3 separate regions of the Homo sapiens genome follow, and regions 2 and 3 are each linked to region 1. The links are chromatin loops, found by intact Hi-C in ENCODE. Cell type or tissue: GM12878. All regions are shown on one strand.

The links. Hi-C counts contacts between places; a loop is a spot of excess contacts. Peaks named below come from ENCODE experiments on the same cell type or tissue, not always from the same donor. Only the 100,000 strongest peaks of a DNase experiment are listed, where the experiment ranks them.
Region 2: a loop joins it to region 1, with 5 times the contacts of the local background. A loop is called at or near these places in 51 of 110 quality-filtered maps.
Region 3: a loop joins it to region 1, with 4 times the contacts of the local background. A loop is called at or near these places in 2 of 110 quality-filtered maps.

Annotation. Positions count from the first base shown.
Region 1 is chr3:73,447,971-73,450,470 of GRCh38, forward strand. The region is part of intron 3 of PDZRN3 (PDZ domain containing ring finger 3); the gene reads right to left. Among named protein-coding and RNA genes, the nearest start is that of PDZRN3-AS1, 170 kb to the right of the region's middle. RefSeq lists an enhancer at 1,028-1,097. In GM12878, no CTCF peak of the experiment used is centred here; DNase peaks (open chromatin) are centred at 1,061 and 2,011; H3K4me3 peaks cover 459 bases; H3K27ac peaks cover 1,924 bases.
Region 2 is chr3:73,497,987-73,500,486 of GRCh38, forward strand. All of the region lies in intron 3 of PDZRN3 (PDZ domain containing ring finger 3), which reads right to left. Among named protein-coding and RNA genes, the nearest start is that of PDZRN3-AS1, 120 kb to the right of the region's middle. RefSeq lists an enhancer at 1,509-1,588. In GM12878, no CTCF peak of the experiment used is centred here; no DNase peak of the experiment used is centred here.
Region 3 is chr3:73,376,935-73,379,434 of GRCh38, forward strand. No RefSeq gene overlaps it. Among named protein-coding and RNA genes, the nearest start is that of PDZRN3-AS1, 250 kb to the right of the region's middle. In GM12878, no CTCF peak of the experiment used is centred here; a DNase peak (open chromatin) is centred at 1,477.

The sequences.
Region 1 (2,500 bases):
TCATAGCTTTTCCAGTAGTAAGGATCATATCTAGCACACACATTTTCTTCTTCCCACCTCTCTTCTGTCTCCATATACTGCCAGTGGGAGTTCAACCTATTAGAAATGCCCTCTGACAACCAAAAACATCCTTCTCTTTCATCACCCGTAAATAAGCACCTACCATGTGAGATTCAGCACAGGAGGGGAATCTGGGATCAGACTGCCTAATTTCAAATCCCAGCTCAGCTTCTTTAGCACATGCCATTGTGACCTGGCAAGATTCTTCCCAAGTCTTCATTTTTTCTTCTAACCACCTACGATTGTTGTGAAGACTAATGAGAAATTACTCATACAGAGTTACTCAGTGAAGTGGCTGGCTTGCAGCATTAATGGTAAATGCTCAGTAGATTTTAGTTTTCTTCCTTTCTTTTTTACATTTTCACTTTTAATGTTTGCTAGGGATGATGCTGAACCCTAGTTCCATCCCTTGTATAGCTCAGCGTCTGGTGTAATTAAACTTTAGATGTGCCACAGCAGCTGTCTGCAGAGTAGATGGGGAGAAAGGAGTGAAGAGTTAATTCTACTTAGGGCATCAGAAAAACCTTCATTTGAAGAGCTAAACACTAATCTCAATCTTGTTTTTTTTTCCTGGGGACTAAGCTGCTATACAGACCACATGTAAACTTTATTTAATAGAAGCTTCACAAGTGAGCAATATCATGGCAAGAAAAAAACATTTAGAACAGAATTGTTCAGACATTGGGGTGCATTTAGCTACTAGGGTGGGCAAGAAACATAGGCCAGAATAATTTGTGGCTACCCCTGAGGATATTCACAGTATGTAACACCTCAAGCCAGAGAAGCCATGGAAACACCTGGTGTGATACATCTGTACTTGTGGCACGAAAGTCAGGACAGGCACCTTTTATATTTAAAACCAGTCACCATGACTACCACAACCCAGTTTCTCATGCTACCACAAACCTTCTATTTCTCACTGCAATGTGGTGTGTGGCATGGTTGGAGTCACAAGACTGATTTTCATGGGACTTTGAACCTCTGATTCTTATGTTTCTTTGAGTTTCATTTTAAGCCTGGTCTTTGCAGAGAAAGGGGGAAGAAATCACAGATAATTAAAGCATAAAATATTCTCATTTCATGGTGGGGCTAACAAGTGAAACTACAAGTAATGATGTAATCCAACTTGTCAAAAAGGGAAATGAAAAGAGGAGACAGAAGGCAGGACAGAGCCTTGGGACCCAGCGTGCCATGTCATCTTCTAATTAACTAACTGATCCTTTAAACTGTCAAACTCGGCGAGGAACTCCATGGCCTGGCATCTGATTAATATTCATATTCGGGCACTGGATGCTCTGATTTAAGTCCCAACGGCTGTAGTTAAACATCAGTCTTTAAAAAAAAAAAGAGAGAGAGGGAAATAAAAACCTGCCTGGTGAACCAAAGTCTCCAGGTTTTACATTCATAGGGAAATGAGGGAAGGCCACACTGAGTTCCATAATCCACAGTGCGAGCAAATCCTCCGTGGATGCATATTGATTTCTGAATCATGATGAGGACTTGTATATTGAACAAATAATTATTTTGCTTCTTTCTACTGGCAGCCACATTGTTAATCATATCCCACGCCTCACTGTTAAATAAGCGAACAACGCGTGTAAAATTACATAGCATTCGGTAATATAATCAAGCTTTTAATTTCAAACAAAAATAATTGAATATGTAATTTAATTAAAACAGGCTAGAATCCATCATTCAGTTAAACTGTAATAAGTGGCAGCCTGGACTTTTATTCTTATGGCACAGGCTGCAAAAGAATATATTGCCTCCCTTAAATTGACTTCTCGACTAAAAAATGCTTCAGTCTGGGGTGTAAGAAAAGCCTGTTCTAACTGCATGCTTTACGTAGATGAGGCAATTGACTTAAAAAACTCAAACCAGCACCCCTAGACAGAGTCTCAGTCTGATTCACACTCCCAACCACCAACAGCTGGGCAGCACACGCCATAGGTACCTCCTCTGGAGGACGATGATGAGAAGGGTCCTTAGGAGGCACTGGATGGACTGTGCCTTTTCCTTTACTCTCAGTTCTCTTTTTATTAATTAAAGACCTCTGAAGGAAGAAAATAAGTCAGCCCAGTTCCACTGCAAGTTCTAACAGCATTGGTTTTTGGAAAATGTTTCCTAAGATATTTTTATATTTAATGTGAGAGAGGCTTCCCTCTCATGATGCCAGTCCATTCTACATTACTGTGTTCTACATTGACATGCCACTGATCCCATATGCCTTCTCAGTAGCAATTCTTCCTTACCCTATAGAGCGTACTAAACATTCTCAAGCCCTTGTTAAACATACTACTTAGCTATTCTCCAAGTTATATTTAAAAATGGGTGACATTGCTCATGGATGTGCAGATTGGCATCATAATCAATACACACACAAAATACAAAAGGTGTGGTAAGAGCTAGGCTCAAGCTGATCAGTGCAGCCAATAGATAT
Region 2 (2,500 bases), 50 kb after region 1:
GTAACAACAGTTGAGCTTGCTGGTTCTAACTCCTTCCTCTCCTCTAGGCAGAGATCTGTTATATCTGAAGTTCCGCCAGAGAAGGTAAGGCCACAAATCCTGGTTATCTGCCTCTGTCATGTAGAGATACAAAAATCATCTTTCTCCCTCCCTCACTTTCCAGACATAGTAAGTCATCAATCCCTGTCACTCCACTTGAAAATACTTCCCAGACCCATCCCATTTTCTCCATCCTCCTGACTTGAGTTTCTATCTATCAAGTCCATCCACAGTGACTTTATGTGTATCCCGACTAACCTGAAAAGCTCCTGGCCTTCCCAGCTGGGATAAGTAGACATTCAGTGGTTAGTGTTGGGGGACAGTTGGTAGTATGTACCAAACTACCGCTGGCTCCAGTATCAAAAGAGAACACAGGACTCTAAGCACTGCTTTCACCAGAGTTAAACAACACCACCTAGGCATTTGAAAAATGGTCGAGTACTTTTTCCCTAACTGCAACATCAAAAACAATGAATTAATTGCTATTCCCTATAACCTAACGCTACCTTTTTGTGCTAGCAGGAGAAAGGGGGAGATGCTCCAAGCCCACAGTGATTCATAACTTTTTTTTTTTTTTGAGATGGAGTCTAGCTCTGTTGCCCAGGCTGGAGTGCAATGACACAATCTCGGCTCACTGCAACCTACGCCTCCTGGGTTCAAGCGATTCTCCTGCCCCAGCCTCCTGAGTAGCTGAGATTACAGGCACACGCCACCGCGCCTGGCTAATTTTTGTATATTTAGTAGAGACGGGGTTTCACATGTTGGTTAGGCTGGTTCTCGAACTCCTGACTTCGTGATCCACCTGCCTCAGCCTCCCAAAGTCCTGGGATTACAGGTGTGAGTCATCGTGCCTGGCCCGTATGTTAACTTTTTACAATACACACAGCATAGACCCAGATGCTGGCTGTGCGGGTCGCTGGTCAGGCTTGCTGCTTGTCTTCTGAGATACAAGCTGGGGTAGCAGGGTCCCAGCATAGGCAGAAACCAGGCTCTGTTCCTGCCTGAGAGACGAGGTTTAACCAGGAGATTCCCAGTGGCCGGTGACACCGCACGAAAGGGATAAACAACCACACGGCTGGTTCTTATGCTCCGTAATCACTCTGCTGAGTGTCCTGGATCCCTTACCACCTGCCAACAGCATGCCTCTTTCCTTGTCCCCTTCAGCAAATGCCAGGTGCCAGGCATTGCTCTGGGCACTGGTTACAAACATCAGTGAAGACCGGCGAGTCCTGATCTCATGGAGTTTTCATTTGTAATCCGTATAGTGTGATTAGGGAGCATCCATGACCAAATTATAAACCTACGAGGCCCAGGCTGGCCCCAGGTGACGCTGGTAACTCACATGGCCACACGCTGTGGTTTTCACACATGTAGGCTGAGCCATGAGCCGCTCCCCTCCCAGGCTCTCAGACCTGACTCACAGTCATCTCTGTCTCGAGTCCTTACACCAACTCACCACCTAAAACATATCTGAGGCATCTGCTACTATTCGTGTAAGGCTCCAGGGTGGATGCTCTAGATATTAACAACCACAAGTTCTGGATTTTCTGGAATGATCCTAATTCTGAAACTATTCTAGTCAATCGCTAGATAAGAAATCGATGAAATTTTAATATTGTGGCATCTAAATGACATCCTCTAAAATGCCCAAAGCCTGAGGTGGTGGTGGTGGTTGGGTCTTCTGTTAGATTACAAAAAGCAGTAAGGGGATCTGGGGAAGCTTCCCTGGCTCATACCTGGGTTTCCCACCTCCTAGTCGTATTTTCTTGGCAAGTTACATAATCTCTCCATGACATAACTTCCTTGCCTATAGTAAATGATGATAATGAAAGTACCTACCTCTACATTATTGTGATGATGAAATGAGTCAACATACAGAGCCTAGACCACAGCTGGCCACACAGAAAGCCTGGTGGATATTAGCTAATATTATTGTTGTGGTTGTTATTGCTATTTAGTGTTGAGGATTTCTTTCATTATTTGGAAAACCCCATCACCACAGGAATGGGGGTTACAAAGAAAGCCCTTGCTTTTTTTCCCCCACCTTCTAGACAGGGTCACACTATGTCACCCTGGATAGAATGCAATGGCGTGATCATGGCTAACCGCAGCCTTGATCTCATGGGTTCAAGTGATCCTCCGCCTCCCAAGTAGCTGGGACTACAGGCATATGCCACCACAGCTGGCTAATTTTTAAATTTTTTGTACAGACTGGGTCTCACTATATTGCCCAGGCTGGTATGGAACTCCTGGGCTCAAGCAATTCTCCAACCTCAGCCTCCTAAAGTGCTGGGATTATAGGCATGAGCCACTGTGCCTGGCTGTCCTTATTATTTATTATTATTTTTTTAATCTGTCACTAAGATTGAACTTGGCCTTTTAAAATGCTTTCTGATACTCCCCTCTCCAACCCCATTTCCACATGAGCTCTGCCACATTTCACTTTGGGCCCTGAATATTT
Region 3 (2,500 bases), 71 kb before region 1:
GGACAGGTATTTCACGGGGGTGGGTAAGCAGAGAAGCTGTGGTCCTCAAACCACTTAAATTGCCTTCTTCATTATGCATTCAATGGGACCATCTCATCAGATCAGGTACTTCTCTGGGGTGGTGGTGAGAACTGGTGGTAAAGACTGTAGCTGGTAAGCAAGGGAAAGGAAGCTCTCTTCCTAAGCTCCTGTGTGTTTCCTGGTGGATGATGGAAAATGGAGCACTGGATTGGGAAATATGTTCTATCTAGTGGTCAAGGTGGTTGACTTTGCAGAAGTGGATTGAGAAAGCATGTTAAGTTTTCATCTGCTGTGGCATAAAATTGGGAAGTAACAGGGTTATAAACAGATTTAGTCCTGAGTAGAAAAAGGCAGGGCACAAAATAGTCACCAAAGGTCTCCAGATGTTAGGTATCTGCTGAAATACATGAGCCTTTTCCACAGTGCCTGTCATGGAGGTGCTACTTCCAGCCCAGCGATTCAGTGCGGTCAGAGAGAGATGGTTTCACTTTTCCCCTTAGCCATGTACCAGCTGGTTGCTTTTCTAAGCCTTCTTTATTTCCTTATCCACAAAATAAGAACAATCCCACCCATCAGGTAGGCTACTTATGGTTAAGGGAGTTAGCACATGTAAAAGACTTAGCACAGTTTCTGGCACATATTAGATGCTCAATAAAGGTTGGCCATAACGAATAGGTTATCTATGGTCTAGTAGACAGTGTCATTCCTTCCTAGCTCCCTGTCTTTTCACACTGAATTCTATTCTCTTTGTCCATTGTTTTTGAGCTCAAGTCACGCCGGACTGTCTGTCTGTTTGTTTCATGTAGGCCACATCTCTCTCACTTCAGGATCTTTGTACATGCTATTTCCTCTATTTAACTACCTTTCTAGTTAACTCACATTCATCTATTGGCTCTCAGATCAAACATAACTTTTTAAGGGAGACTCTCTGTGAAATCTGTGGCACTGGCTCTCCTATCTGACCCTTATTCCGATCTTGTTGATGCTTTATAAGTATTTGTGTGATGATTGCATTACTGTTTTCTTTCTCACCGGACTGTACACTCCAGAGACCTCCCCATGGCCCTAGATTGAGTATGCACATAGTAACTAGTGGATGAAGGAATCCGTGCTGGTTTCTGACATGGCTCCTCGATGCATAAGGTTGTCATAATTCCACAGAGCTGAAACTGCTAAGTCAAGCCCACAATGTCTGGGAGACATGTAGTTCTCCAAAGAGAACTAAAAACACAATTTAATTACTTCCTAGTATATTTTTGAGAGACTCTGATGAGGTTTAGGGAGTTTCTTTTGGCTTTTGAGGATTTTAGCGAGACTTACTAATTGGTGAGCAAGTTTAAATTTGCAATAGCCCCAATGAAGGAGGGATCATTAATTCCCCATTTTTCATTTTAAAGAGATGCTGAGTGCACGGAGGTCAGCATTCTGCCATTGAAAGGCAAAACCACATTATAGGCAAACCACATGTCCCTGTGGACTGTGCCCTTTCAGGATTAGTTGCAGCTGAAAGCTAAAGAAAATGAACCATTTAAGCAGAAAAACCCCATCTGAATGAAACTCAAAAGAACAACACTTTGTTTTATAACTGCTTTAGGGAATTCACATTTAATCAAAATTGAAGACTACAGCATTTGCCAGGAGAATTCTTGCATCTTATCTCAGTTTTAGTGATTTTCTTTTTAATTAGTTGATGCTCCACAGAAATCCTAAAATACTTAAAAGCGAGAAACAGAAATAAAAGTGGGAGTCTCAATTGCTTGTGGCAGAATTGTGTTTGCTTCCTTGGTTTTGGGCAATGTTGCTAACAAGTAATCTGTAACCTACTTCTGAAGGCTACAAGTAGATAATTACTTGGTTAATTTTCATATTTCAGCTTATAGTCTTAATTAGTTCTCCAACTAGTATTCCTTAGGCGATGTATAATCCCACCTTATCATATTTGTGATTTTTGCTATTTGGGATCTCCTGTTTCCATTTAAAAGATGAAAAACTTAGCTTGTGCCCCCACATTACTAGATATCTATGCATTGTCATGTGTTCTTGCCGAGAGTTAGAATATTCTGCAATTTAGAACTCAAAGGGAACTGAGTGAAATGCTTGCTACTTTGAAGTAATTTCTTTGTGATTATGAATATGTTACAAATATTAACCTAAACTGAACATACTTTGAATTGCTTCTTAGGAGGAGATGGAAGCACAGGTAAAGGGTTTGGTATTAGGCAGATGCCAATTCAAATCACACCTTTATGCTTCTCTGGGCAAAGTTCTTAATCTGAGTCTAAACTACTGATAAAGCATGTGCTTCATAGAACTGCTCCAAGGATTTAGTGAGATGATGAGGGCAAGGGTTTAGCATGTACTTGCCCGATATTTTCTGTATCTGTGCTGCCCAATGGAAGTATAATGCAAGCCACATATGTAATTAAAAATCTAGCATTCACATTAAACAGTTAAACAGGTTAAATTAGTGATAACTATG